Linked DNA regions of Homo sapiens: region 1 is linked to region 2. The links are chromatin contacts, found by Hi-C or POLR2A ChIA-PET in ENCODE. All regions are on one chromosome and are shown on one strand. Each heading gives the region's core, a stretch centred on a gene start or an enhancer-like site at or near the end of the contact. The rest is flanking DNA. Distances are from core to core; before and after follow the strand shown. Region 1 overlaps ROR2 (receptor tyrosine kinase like orphan receptor 2). Region 2 overlaps ROR2 (receptor tyrosine kinase like orphan receptor 2).

Evidence for each region. A loop is a pair of places that touch in the nucleus more often than their neighbours do. ChIA-PET counts read pairs that join two places held with the same protein, here RNA polymerase II (POLR2A).
Region 1: a loop to region 2 is called in a map of heart left ventricle, with 4 times the contacts of the local background. The contact joins two enhancer-like sites. A Hi-C loop is called at or near these places in 1 of 168 maps with a recorded cell type or tissue (heart left ventricle). POLR2A ChIA-PET finds 5 or more read pairs at or near these places in 2 of 52 experiments (A673 and activated CD4-positive, alpha-beta T cell).

The regions. Positions count from the first base shown.
Region 1 is chr9:91,791,542-91,798,944 of GRCh38, reverse strand. All of the region lies in intron 1 of ROR2 (receptor tyrosine kinase like orphan receptor 2), which reads left to right. Among named protein-coding and RNA genes, the nearest start is that of ROR2, 150 kb to the left of the region's middle. Within about 2 kb of position 2,269, at least 8 of the 41 ENCODE cell types and tissues checked have a DNase peak (open chromatin) inside an H3K27ac peak, as active enhancers do.
Region 2 is chr9:91,738,750-91,745,678 of GRCh38, reverse strand. All of the region lies in intron 4 of ROR2 (receptor tyrosine kinase like orphan receptor 2), which reads left to right. Among named protein-coding and RNA genes, the nearest start is that of MIR3910-2, 110 kb to the right of the region's middle. Within about 2 kb of position 4,763, at least 3 of the 41 ENCODE cell types and tissues checked have a DNase peak (open chromatin) inside an H3K27ac peak, as active enhancers do.

The sequences.
Region 1 (7,403 bases), core at 1,020-3,519, 56 kb before region 2:
ACTTGCAGGTGCACAGGGTCAGAGCGTCTCTGCTGCGTGGTGTATCTCTCCCGCCTGCTTCTCCAATCCCAAGGGTCACCCACTTCACAGATACAGAACTGAGTCACAATAGAAAGCACAGGATTTCCTCCACACTGTGTTCTGGCAAAACGAAAGTAGACAAAAGTAGAGCACAGAGCTGGAGGATGAGAGGGGGCATCTCACACTGAAAAATTCATGGACAAGATAGCAGGGCCCAGGGTGTCAGCCCCGCCCACAGAGCCCAGGGTGTCAGCCCCACCCACAGAGCCCAGGGTGTCAGCTCGCCCACAGAGCCCAGGGTGTCATTCCCCACCCACAGAGCCCAGGGTGTCAGCTCCACTCACTAGCCCAGGGCGTCAGCTGCACCCACAGATCCCAGGGTGTCATTCCCCACCCACAGAGCCCAGGGTGTCAGCCCCACCCACAGATCCCAGGGTGTCATTCCCCACCTACAGAGCCCAGGGTGTCAGCCCCGCCCACAGAGCCCAGGGTGTCAGCCCCACCCACAGAGCCCAGGGTGTCAGCCCCGCCCACTAGCCCAGGGTGTCATTCCCCACCCACAGAGCCCAGGGTGTCAGCTCCACTCACTAGCCCAGGGCGTCAGCCGCACCCACAGATCCCAGGGTGTCATTCCCCACCCACAGAGCCTAGGGTGTCAGCCCCGCCCACAGAATGCAGGGTGTCAGCCCCACCCACAGAGCCCAGGGTGTCATTCCCCACTAACAGACCCCATGGTGTCAACTCCACCCACTAGCCCAGGGTGTCAGCCTCGCCCACAGAGCCCAGTGTGTCATTCCCCACCCACAGAGCCCAGGGTGTCAGCCCCACCCACAGAGCCCAGGGTGTCAGCCCTATCCACAGATCCCAGGGTGTCAGCCCCACCCACAGAGCCCAGGGTGTCAGCCCCACCCACAGATCCCAGGGTGTCATTCCCCACCCACAGAGCCCAGGGTGTCAGCCCTGCCCACAGAATGCAGGGTGTCAGCCCCACCCACAGAGCCCAGGGTGTCATTCCCCACTAACAGACCCCATGGTGTCAACTCTACCCACTAGCCCAGGGTGTCAGCCTCTCCCACAAAGCCCAGTGTGTCATTCCCCACCCACAGAGCCCAGGGTGTCAGCCCCACCCACAGAGCCCAGGGTGTCAGCCCTATCCACAGATCCCAGGGTGTCAGCCCCGCCCACAGAGCCCAGGGTGTCAGCCCCACCCACAGAGCCCAGGGTGTCAGCCCTATCCACAGATCCCAGGGTGTCAGCCCCACCCACAGAGCCCAGGGTGTCAGCCCCACCCACAGATCCCAGGGTGTCATTCCCCACCCACAGAGCCTAGGGTGTCAGCCCCGCCCACAGAATGCAGGGTGTCAGCCCCACCCACAGAGCCCAGGGTGTCATTCCCCACTAACAGACCCCATGGTGTCAACTCCACCCACTAGCCCAGGGTGTCAGCCTCGCCCACAGAGCCCAGTGTGTCATTCCCCACCCACAGAGCCCAGGGTGTCAGCCCCACCCACAGAGCCCAGGGTGTCAGCCCTATCCACAGATCCCAGGGTGTCAGCCCCACCCACAGAGCCCAGGGTGTCAGCCCCACCCACAGATCCCAGGGTGTCATTCCCCACCCACAGAGCCCAGGGTGTCAGCCCTGCCCACAGAATGCAGGGTGTCAGCCCCACCCACAGAGCCCAGGGTGTCATTCCCCACTAACAGACCCCATGGTGTCAACTCTACCCACTAGCCCAGGGTGTCAGCCTCTCCCACAAAGCCCAGTGTGTCATTCCCCACCCACAGAGCCCAGGGTGTCAGCCCCACCCACAGAGCCCAGGGTGTCAGCCCTATCCACAGATCCCAGGGTGTCAGCCCCGCCCACAGAGCCAGGGTGTCAGCCCCATCCACAGATCCCAGGGTGTCAGCCCCGCCCACAGAGCCCAGGGTGTCAGCCCCACCCACAGAGCCCAGGGTGTCAGCCCTATCCACAGATCCCAGGGTGTCAGCCCCGCCCACAGAGCCAGGGTGTCAGCCCCATCCACAGATCCCAGGGTGTCAGCCCCGCCCACAGAGCCAGGGTGTCAGCCCCACCCACAGAGCCCAGGGTGTCAGCCCCACCCACAGATCCCAGGGTGTCATTCCCCACCCACAGAGCCCAGGGTGTCAGCCCTGCCCACAGAATGCAGGGTGTCAGCCCCGCCCACAGAGCCCAGGGTGTCAGCCCCACCTACTAGTCCCAGTGTATCAGCCCCATCTACTAGCCCAGACTGTCAGGCCCACCTACTGAATCCAGGATGTCAACCCCTCCCACTGAGCCCAGGGCGTCAGCGTCCCACCCAGGTACCCAGGCATAGCTTAGTCACACTGGAACCTCAAATAGACATTATCACAACTACTCCAGAAGACAGATCTGGGAAGACACAAAAATTGTAGAGTGAAGATGTGCCATGAGAATTTGGAAAGAAAAGGTAAAACATGTGAAAATGTTTTTTTTTTTTTTTTTTTCCTTGGGACAAGGTCTCACTCTGTTGCCCAGGCTGCAGTGCAGTATTGCCATCTCGGCTCACTGCAGCCTTGACCTCCCAGACTCAAGCAGTCCTCCCACTTCAGCCTCCAGAGTAGCTGAGATTACTGGCGTGCGTCACCATGCCCAGCTAATTTTTGTAGAGATGAGGTTTTGCCATGTTGCCCAAGCTGGTCTCAAACTCCTGAGCTCAAGCATTCCACCTGCCTCAGCCTCTCAAAGTGCTGGGATTACAGGCATGATTCACTGTGCCTGGCCAAAAGTGTTCTTTAGAAGCATACAGATCTTCCCTGGGGAACGTGTTCAGTCTCAAGTGAGCCCTGCACCGATGCCCAGGCCCTCTGACCCTTGAGGTTTTGCTCTGGTTTTCTTCAGGCGCCAACTCCTCCAGCCTGGGGATCTTTGCCTGGGAGTGCCACCAGCACTTGTTCTTTTCATGGTCTCATCTTCCAAGTCACTTAACACTGTGAGGATGGCATCACCGGGAGCCTCTGAGTCAGGGGTCATGGGTGTGAGTGTGCACGTGTTTCCTAGGCTGTCCCACCTGTATGTACATTCATGCTTATTTTTGCCATAACAGAGGTTCCTGTGTGCTATTTGGTTGTTCAGACAAAAGTGCTTTAAAATACCAAGCTGAGAGTTTCCCTTTAGCCTGGAGAAACAGGAGGCACATCACCCAGTGGTAATTACCCATGACATGATGCCATGATTGATTAGTTTAGGGCTTCTGGCTGTGAAAATAAAAAGGCCTCAAGGAAAAGCTCGGAAACAACCATGATTTATGAGTTTATGAGTCTCAATTAGGGAAAACAATGTATTGAAAAATGTTCTTTTTTATAGGGGCGTGGGAAGTAAGCAGTGTCTGGTGATATGATTGCTAACTTAATTCATTCAATAAATTCTTTTAAAAGGAGAAAGCTTAGAAGTGACTAATCCATTAGTTTAAAGAAAAAATTCATAGTTGGCAATTACATGTATTTTTATGATAATCACAAACAGTAGTTTAAACTGCTTAAGTATATTCAACATCAGTGCCACAATACAGTCACCATAAAATATACATTTCTGTCCTCATTCCAAAATTCTCGTTCTTCTTATTGTAGAAATCAGACATCAGCTAATGGCACTGAATATGTAAAGACGGTGGATGGAAGATATTCAGAAAACAGAATGTAAAGACTCTGTCTCATATTAGAAATGCATGGGGCGATTAGAGGCAGAGAAATCTAAATGCAGCTACATATAGTTTCATGCAGTTGATATTTTGTTATATAATGCATTACTTTTTTTTTTTTCTATTGAGATGGAGTCTTGCTATGTTGCCCAGGCTGGAGTGCAGTGGCACAGTCTTGGCTCACTGCAACCTCCACCTCCTGAGTTTAAGCAAGCCTCCTCAACCTCCGGAGTAGCTGGGATTACAGGCGCCTGCCACCACACCCAGCTAATCTTTGTATTTTTAGTAGAGACTGGGTTTCACTATGTTGCCCAGGCTGGTCTCGAAGTCTTGACCTCAAGTCATCTGCCTGCCTTGGCCTCCGAAAGTGCTGGGATTACAGGTATGAGCCACTGCGCCTGGCCTATAATACATTAATATTTAAAAATTTTTAGAGAACTAGAGAATCTCATTAAAATCAGAATTTCCAAGGTGAATTATTTTGTTTTACTTTTTTATTAGAAAAATTAAACTAGTTTTTTTTTTAATTGAAAAAGAAATGCCTAAGGAGAATCGCTTGAACCTGGGAGGCAGAGGTTGCAGTGAGCCAAGATCACGCCACTGCACTCCAGCCTGGGCCTGGGTGACAGAGACTCTGCCTCAAGAAAAAAGAGAAAGACAAAAAGAAATGCCTAAATGTGCTAAAATACTTAAGACAGCAGCTCACTGGGTTTCCCTCCCTAAAGCCTCTATGTGGATTTGTTTCTTCTGGGATTTCTGGTGACTGTAACAGGTCAAGCTGTGTGTGTCCAGGAATGGCAGGAAAGGGACACACTGTGGTTCTCACCTTGCTTTACTTACTGGTGAGTCTGCCGACTTTCTGCATCTCATGCACAGATTTACTTCAAGCTGCAAGCCCAGTGAAGTGTGACAATTAATTCAGTGGTGATGGGGTGACAGTAGAAACTTAGTGTTGTTTTGAGAGTTAAACAAAATAACTAAGGAGAAGTGGTTTAGCCAGTGCCCAGCACTCAAAACTTGTGAATATTGCTGTCCTTATTGTATTTTTATTATATCCACTGTTATCTATTTCATTTAACAATTGTGTGTCTATACTGTAATTCGTTAATGAATTTGGGCTTGATTGGTATTTGGATAGTCTCCCATCTTTTGCTGTGACAACCAGAGCTGGAACAAGCATCCTTATAGTTGCACCTCCAGATAGCCTGGAAGATAAATTCCTGGCTGTGGAACTGTGCATAGGCACATGGCTGGTTTTGGTAGAAGTCCTTATGGTGCAGCAGAGATTTTGAGGCATCGTTCACACCATGGACCAGGCTATAGGTATCCGACTCCCAGCCCTTCCATTGTCATGCATGAACTCTCTTTCCTATCCCAGTTTACCTCTGTTTAATTAGCACTGTAGTTTTGAATCTTTTCATATTTATTAGCTATTGCAATTTTATTTTTATGTAAACTCTTTGTGTCTTTTTTTTTTTTTTTGAAACGGAGTCTCACACTGTCGCCCGGGCTGGAGTGCAATGGCATGATCATGGCTTACTGCAACCTCCCCCTCCCAGGTTCAGGCAATTCTCCTGCCTCAGCCTCCTGAGTAGCTGGGATTACAGGCACCTGCCACCATGCCCGGCTAATTTTTTGTATTTTTAGTAGAGACAGAGTTTCACTATGTTGGCCAGGCTGGCCTTGGACTCCTGACCTCATGATCCACCCGCACCAGCCTCCCAAAGTGCTTTTGGTTTTCTATAGTCTTTTTTCTCATTAATGAACAGAGCTGTTCACTCATGGTTTTGTATTATATGCTTAAGTCTGTGATCATTTGGAATTTACTTTTTATGAAGAAGGAGATAGGACTTCAGCTTTTTTTTTTCTCAAATAACTGTCCTGTTCCAGTGATTTATGGATTCATCCTTCATCTTCCCATTTAGTTGAAAAATTGCCTTATTAATAATCTTTGTTTTCATACATATTTGGATCATTTCTCTATTCTCAAATTCCATCCTATTGATCTGTCAATCCATGTGTTAGACTTCATGGAGTAATAGACATTACTCCAAGGAAGATGTGCTTGTCTGTTTGCATTTTCTTGGACTTTCGTGTCTATATTCATTAGAGATACTGATGTATAGTTTTGTTTCCTTCGATGTTTTTGTCTGGTTTGGTATTAGGGTAATACTGACCTCATAGAATAAGTTGGAAAGTATCCCCTCTTCTTCTAGGAAGAGACTATGAAGGATTGACCTTAACTCTTCTCTAAACATTTGATAGAATTCACGAGGAAAGCCTTTTAGTCCTTTGTGTTCCTTTCTGGGAAGGGTTTTTTGGTTTTGTTTCATTTTGTTTTGTTTTTGTTTTTAATAAATTCAACCTCTTTACTTAATAGAGATCTATATAGATTTTCTGTGTCTTCATGAGTCAGTTTAGTGGTTTTCATTTCTGTAGGAATTTGTCCATTTCCTCTAGGTTATCTAATTTGTTGGGACACAATTGTTCTTAATATTCCTTTATAGTCCTTTTTATTTCTGAAGGTCAACGTAATCCCTGCCTTTCATTCTTAATATTCTTAATATTAATAATTTGAGTCTTCTCTTGGTCAGTCTAGCTAAAGTTTGCCAGTATCTTTTCAAAGAACCAGGCCTTGGCTGGGCGCATGGCTCATGCCTGTAATCCCAGCACTTTGGGAGGCCAAGGTGGGCGGATCACAAGGTCAGGAGATCGAGACCATCTTGGCTAACACGGTGAAACCCAGTGTCTACTAAAAGTACAAAAAATTAGCTGGGCGTGGTGGCGGGCGCCTGTAGTCCCAGCTACTCAGGAGGCTGAGGCAGGAGAATGGTGTGAACCCGGGAGGCGGGAGCTTGCAGTGAGCTGAGATTGCACTACTGCACTCCAACCTGGGCGACAGAGCGAGACTCCGTCTCAAAAAAAAAAAAAAAAAAAATAGAACCAACTTTTGGTCTCGATTTTTCTCTGTTGTTTTGCTGATTTCTATTTTATTTATCTCCCTTCAAATCTTTGTTATTTCCTTCCTTCTGCTAGCTTTAGGTTTAGTTTGTTCTTCCTTCTCTAATTCCTTAAGGTGTAAAGTTAGGCTGTTGATTTAAAATCTTCTAAAAAGTAGACTGAAAATTTAGAGCTGTAAATTTTTCTCTGCTTTAGCTGTGCCCCTTAAATTTTATGTTGTGTTTCATTTCTGTTCATCCCAAAGTATTTTCTAATTTTTGTGTGTGATTTCTTCTGTGCCTTGTTGGTTATTTAAGAATGTTTTGTTTAGTTTTCGTATATTTGTGAATTTCCTAAATTTTCTTCTGCTGATTTCTAATTTCATTCCATTGTGGTTAAACATACTTTTTGATTTTTAATCTTTTTAAATGTATTAAAGGTTATGTATTAAATGTATTAAAGGTTATGTATTAAATGTATTAAAGGCCTAGTATCTTGGAGAATGTTTTATGTGCACTTAGGAAAAACATACATTCTGCACTTGGGTCGAGTGTTCTGTTCGTGTTGTATCTAGTTGGTTTATAATGTTGTTCAAGTCTTCTATTTTCTTACTGATATATTGTCTAGTTCTTCTGTTATCGAAAGTGGAGTGTTGACATCTCCAGTTATTGTTGAATTATCTATGTCTCCTTTTATTTCTGTAAGTTTCTGCTTCACATATTGTGGGTCTCTGTTGTTAAGTTCATATACATTTATAATAGA
Region 2 (6,929 bases), core at 3,514-6,013:
CGAGGTGGGCGGATCACCTGAGGTCAGGAGTTCAATACCAGTCTGGCCAACATGGTGAAACCCCATCCCTACTAAAAATAGAAAAATTAGCCAGGTGTGGTGGCACACACCTGTAATCCCAGCTGCTTGGGAGTCTGAGGCAGAACTGCTTGAACCAGGGAGGTGGAGGTTGCAGTGAGCTGAGAGCGCGCCATTGCACTCCAGCCTAGGCAACGAGCAAAACTCCATCTCAAAAAAAAAAAAAAAAAAAAATAGGCTGGGCATGGTGGCTCATGCCTGTAATCCTAGCACTTTGGGAAGCCAAGGTGGGTGGATCATCTGAGGTCGGGAGTTTGAGACCAGCCTGACCAACATGGAGAAACCCCGTCTCTACTAAAAATACAAAATTAGTCCGGTATGGTGGCAGATGCCTGTGATCCCAGCTACTTGGGAGACTGAGGCAGGAGAATTGCTTGAACCCAGGAGGTGGAGGTTGCAGTGAGCCGAGATCGCGCCACTGCATTCTACCCTGGGCAAAAAGAGCGAGACTTCGTCTCAAAAATATATATATATAATATAATTAATAAATAATAAATGAGACCATATGGTGACACAGGATATTTGCATTTCAACAATAATGAAAATGTGCACACTTGATGTGCACTCACACATGGAATGCCGCTTTAGGTTGTTTTGTTTCCACCCGAGCCCGTGGATTCCAGGGGCTAGCTCTTACACCATATTATGCACAGTGAGAGCCTTTTACCAACTGACTTCAGGGTTTTTCAAGGATACAGCAACCTTCCAAGGGGGAAAGTGTTTGGCTTACCTGGGAGGGACTAGCCACCTGAACAGCGTAGGGGAAAATAAAATTTACTTCCCAGGGAACTGGCACCCTCAGAGCCATTGTCTTCTCTGCCTCTGGCCACCTTATGTGATCCTGGCCTTAGAGGTGGCCATTGCAAAAGCCAGTATTTCCAAGGTTCTGCTGACTTGGATTTTTATGATATCAAACATTGGTGTTGGGCATGTTTAGTTGGATCAAGTGGATGTTTTTGCCACATCTGTTATCAGTACAGTCAGATATTCAGAGTATTTCATTTTGGAAGCAGAGAGTAATATACAGCGTCTAATTCTCAAGGAAATCATTCATTCAGTTAACACATTTCAGCTTCAGCTGGGCGTGGTGGCTCACGCGTGTAATCCCAGCACTTTGGGAGGCTGAGGTGGGCTTATCACCTGAGGTCCGGAGTTTGAGACCAGCCTGGCCAACATATGATGAAACTCTATCTCTACTAAAAAATACAAAAATTAGCTGGGTGTGGTGGTGACTGCCTGTAGTCCCAGCTACTTGGGAAGCTGGGCAGAAGAATCAACCTCCAGGAGGTGGAGGTGGCAGTGAGCCAAGATCGTGATACTGCACTCCAGCCTGGGCGAGCGACAGAGCAATACTCTGTCTCTCAAAAAAAAAAAAAAAAAAAAAAAAGTTAACAAATTTCTGTGGAGGGTCAACTGTGCGCCAGGTCCCATTCAAGACATTGAGGATACAACAATGAATGCAACAGATAAAAACTAAAAATTCCTGCCTTGTGCTGTTGACATTTTGTTTGGAGACTCTTATGTCTGGCCTCTTTCATTAAATGTAATGTCTGAAAGATTTATTCTGGTTAACTATACAGCACTTCATTCCTGTTTATTGAGAAGTATTCTGTTGTATGAATGTACTACAATATGTTTATTCACCTATTGATGAGCATTTGGGGGCAATTATAAATAAAGCCATGAACATTTGTTTTCACATATTTTTGTGAACATGTTTTCATTTCAATATTGTGATTTTTGAAGTTTCAAGTGTGGAGGCCTTGGACATCTTTTGTTAGGTTTATTCCCAGGTATTTTAACCATTTTCAAATATAGAGTGCAGTGGCATTAAATTAACCCCAGTTGGTCCATGGGCCTCTTTAGTATTGTCTGTGTTTATTTTGCTGGATTCAGTTTGCTAATGTTTTGAGGAGGACGTTGCCCCTTTTGATGGTAGGCATTTTGGTCTGTAACGCTCTTGTGGTGTCCTTGTTAGATACTCTTGTGATGTCCTTATCGTATTTTTCTTTTCTTTTTTCTTTTTTTTTGAGATGGAGTCCTACTCTGTCACCCAGGCTGTAGTGCAATGGCATGATCTTGGCTCATGGCAACTTCCACCTTCCAGGTTCAAGCGATTGTCCTGCCTCAGCCTTCTGAGTAACTGGGATTACAGGCACGCATCACCACGCCTGGCTAATTTTGTATTTTTAGTAGAGATGGCGTTTCACAATGTTGGCCAGGCTGGTCTTGAACTCCTGACCTCAAGTGATTCACCTGCCTCGGCCTCCCAAAATGCTGGGATTACAGATGTGAGCCACTGCACCCGGCCCTTATCATATTTTTCTGATGTCCTTGTTAGATATTTGTATCAGAGTTGTCAGTCTTTTTGTCTCTTTGCTTCAGTTTGGAAATCTCCTGTTGATCTGTCTTCAAGTTCATAGATTTTTTTCTTCTGCTGTATCCACTCTGTTATACAGTCATGCATCATGTAACAGTGGAGATACGTTGTGAGAAATGCATTAGTGATTTTCTCCTTGTAGGGACATCATAGAGTGTACTCACACAAACCTAGATGATTTCCCCTACTGCACACCTAGGCTATATGGTACAGCCTGTTGCTCCTAGGCTACAGACTTGTACAGCATATGACTATACTGAATACTGTAGGCAACAGTAACGTAATGGTATTTGTATATCTAAACACAGCAAAGGTACAGTAAAAATATGGTATAAAAATTAAGAAATGGTACACTTACATAGGGCACTTACCATGAATGGAGCTTGCAGGACTGGAAGCTGTTGCTGGTGAGTCAGTGAGTAAGTCGCGAGTGAATGTGAAGGCCCAGGACATTACACATTACTGTACACTACTGTAGACTGTGTAAACGCTATACATTTAGGCTACAGTGAGTTTATTAAAAATTGAGTAATTGCACTACAGTGTTATGACAGCTCCGATGTCACTAGGCGATGAGGATTTTTCAGCTCCATTGTAATCTTAGGGGGCCACCATTGTGTATGTGGTCTGCTGTTAACCAAAAACATCGTTATGTGGTGCATGGCTGCACCATCCAATGAATCTTTTATTGTAGACTCTTATGTTTCAGTTCTAGGCTTCCTGTTTAGTTCTTTTATAGTTTCCATCCCTCCTGAAATACCCCACATCTTCACTACACCTTCTTCTGTGTTTTCCACATCTATTACTTTAAAGCCCTGTGATACGGTTTGGCTGTGTCCCCACCCAAATCTCAACTTGAATTGTATCTCCCAGAATTCCCACATGTTGCAGGAGGGATCCAGGGGGAGGTAATTGAATCACCCACATGTAGCGGGAGGGACCCAGGGGGAGGTAATTGAATCATGGGGGTCGGTCTTTCCTGTGCTGTTCTTGTCACAGTAAGTCTCACGAGGTCTGATGGGTTTATCAGGGGTTTCCACTTTTGCTTCTTCCTCATTTTTCTCTTGCCGCTGCCAATGTAAGAAGTGCCTTGTGCCTCCCACCATGATTCTGAGGCCTCCACAGCCATGTGGAACTGTAAGTCCAATTAAACTCCTTTTTGCTCACAGTCTCAGGTATGTCTTTTATCAGTGGTATGAAAATGGCCTAATCCAACCTGCTCTGCTGATTCTTACATCTAGGTTATCTTTGTGTTTGTTTCTCTTGACCACGGGTTATATTTTCCTGTTTCTTTGCATGTCTGGTAATTTTATTGTATAGTGGACATCATGGTTTGTATGCTAGGTTTTGCATTCAAAGTAAAGAGTATTGAGTTTTGATACAGCTGCATATTAGCTTACTGTCAGAGCACCCAATGCTTAGGGAGTTTTTGCTTTGTGAATGTGGCTGGTCTGCTCTGTCTCCTGGTGAGTCACAGATTGAGCTTCCTCTGCTTCACCTAGGCAGGCAGCCCATTTAGACAGTCAGCCTCTCTCATAATAAGATAAACAATTATGAGAATGGGTTACTACTTTGTAACAAAACAATTAGGGGAAAATGTTAACTTCCTATGCAATATGTAGCTACATTTGAATTTTGACATGGATTCCTTTTCAACCTTAAAAAAGCCTTAGTTTCCTTTAAACCTCCTTCATTATTAATACCCATGAATTTTTATTCTCAGCATGTGTCATCTAGGGGAAGGCTGTGGATCCCCACCATCTTGCCAGTCTTGGTGGAGGAGCACCTGCCATCACAGTCTGCTGGCCCCTGCCTCTGTTTCTCCCTGATCTCCTACCCCTCTCCTGTTGCTTTTCTTACCCAGGGTTGTCATTATTTTATTATTATTATTATTATTATTATTATTATTATTATTACTACTTGAGACAGAGTCTTGCTCTGTCACCAGGCTGGAGTGCAGTGGCACAATCTCTGCTCACTGCAACCTCTGCCTCCCGGGTTCAAGCGATTCCCCTGCCTCAGCCTCCCGAGTAGCTGGGACTACAGGTGTGCACCACCACACCCGGCTAATTGTTTGTATTTTAATAGAGACGGAGTTTCATCATGTTGGCCAGGATGGTCTCGATCGCCTGACCTCATGATCCACCCACCTTGGCCTCCCAAAGTTCTGGGATTACAGGCGTGAGCCACCGCACCCGGCCGAGTTGTCTTTATTTAGCACCCTCTCTCCTCCCTGACAATCACTTCTTGGTGTAGAAGTTTCTTCTTCATCCATGTCCCGTCAGGCCTTGGATCAGTGCCTGGCAGCATGAGGGGCAGGGGATTTCCACACTTCATTTCTGAAACGTGGATGCTCCACCAGCTGGTGAGCATGTCTACTGCACTTACGTTGCTGAAGGAATTTTATAGCTGCCAAATTCCGTTTCAGTCCTTTCCTTGCTTTCCCAGGGATCCACTTAACAGACTCTCTCCAGCTCTGTTCCTCTTCCAAGGCCCCAAATGTGCCAGATAAAGATAAAATATAATTGTTGGAAAATAGAAAGCAACTCCCATAGTTTTCTCAGACAATTCAAAAGCAAAGATGCCATTTTCCAAGCACTTCTATCTGGCTTTTTGGGGATATATATATGTATATATATATATACATATATATATTCCCCCCCCCGCCCGAAACAGAGTCTTGCTTTGTCACCCAGGCTGGAGTGCAGTGGCGTATTCTCGGCTCACTGCAAGCTCCGCCTCCTGGGTTCACGCCATTCTCCTGCCCCAGCCTCCCGAGTAGCTGGGACTACAGGTACCCACCACTACGCCTGGCTAATTTTGTTTTTGTATTTTTAGTAGAGATGGGGTTTCACCGTGTTAGCCAGGATGGTCTCGATCTTCTGACCTTGTGATCCTCCCACCTTGGCCTCCCAAAGTGCTGGGATTACAGGTTTGAGCCACCGCGCCCAGCCTGGATATTGTCTATTCAGATTGAAAGCCCGCTTCGGTGAGGGAAGTGTGAGCGGGGTATGATGGCAGGAGCACCCTCCACCCCAGCACCCCCTTGTCATCTTCCTTACATCCCTTGCTCTCTCTGTCCTGTGGGCACCTGACCAGCGGCCAGGGAGAAGCCTGCAACAGGGGGAACAACCTTCTCTTCCTTGACTCTTGCAAGGTAGAAAAGAAATGGCTTACACTTGTGGGGGCATCCCAAGGGACTGATCTGAATCTCATAGCTTAGGCATAGCTGACATTAATCTGATCAGGCATGTCTTAATGATTTTTCTAGCAGAGTGGACAAAGCACCCTGAGCCCGCCTCCAGACAGGGACATGTCCAGCACATACCCAGGCAGAGGTGACTTCCATTTATGTTGGTAGTGTGGCCAGTGTCTAATCAGCAGTTAACTCCAGTGCAAAAAGAGTGAAAGCTGGGCAGGCAGGCTCGCATTGTTAACACATGTGCTGCCTATTTAAACTACCTTTAAGGAACCCTTAACCCAAGGAAACAATGGCTGGTGAGCTGGAGTTAACACCAAAATCTCTTTCTTGAAGTATTTATAGCTCCAGGTTCTGTTCTTTGAGAAAAGGGTTTTCTGCAGAAGCTTGAGAAGGTCTTCACTATTGCAAGTGTTCAGCCTCTGCCTTAGCAAGAGAGTTCAGATAGGGATTTTAAATCCATGTGGTTAAACTGAACACATTCTTTTTTTTTTTTTTTTTTTTTTTTAAATTTAAAGACAGGGTCTTGCTCTTGTCACCCAGGCTGGAGCCCAGTAGTTTGATCTCGGCTCACTGCAGCCTCTGTCTCCCAGTTCAAGTGATCCTCCCACTTCAGCCTCCTGAGTAGCTGAGACTACAGGCACACGCCACCACGCCCAGCTAGTTTTTGTATTTTTTATAGAGGTGGGGTTTCACCATGTTGCCCAGACTGGTCTCGATCTCCTGGGCTCAAGTGATTCACCAGCCTTGGCCTCCCAAAGTGCTGGGATTACAGGCACGAGCCACTGTGCCTAGCCTTAAATTGAACAGAATTCAGATTTCATTTGGGGATGGTCTACTCTAAATGGATGTAGAATGGAAAGCCGAGTGCTCTCAGGCTTATGGGGTAGGTTCCAGATTTTCTGGAAAACAAGCTACAGGCTTGAGGTGCTCATGCAAGGCTTGTCCGAGCATCTTCAGTCCCCTCTTCTGCCAGCAGTGGCAGCCCCCGATGTGTCTGCTGTGGCTCATTGGCGTCAATGGACCTTTGGAGGGTCCTGAGCACCACTTTAAAATCCTCCAGGATACTTATCATGATGGCTTTCATTGGCTGAAGCCAGACCAACAGTTTCTGCAGAAAATAATTCAGCACAAACTCCAACCTGGGGACCTGGGAAAGGATTACCCCATCTTCCCATCCATGCAGGCTGACCGGGAGGAGCAGGAGGGAGAACAGCCTGTCCGTGTCTCTCCCTCTTCTGACCTCCTACGCCTGTGACATGCAGTCTGTGC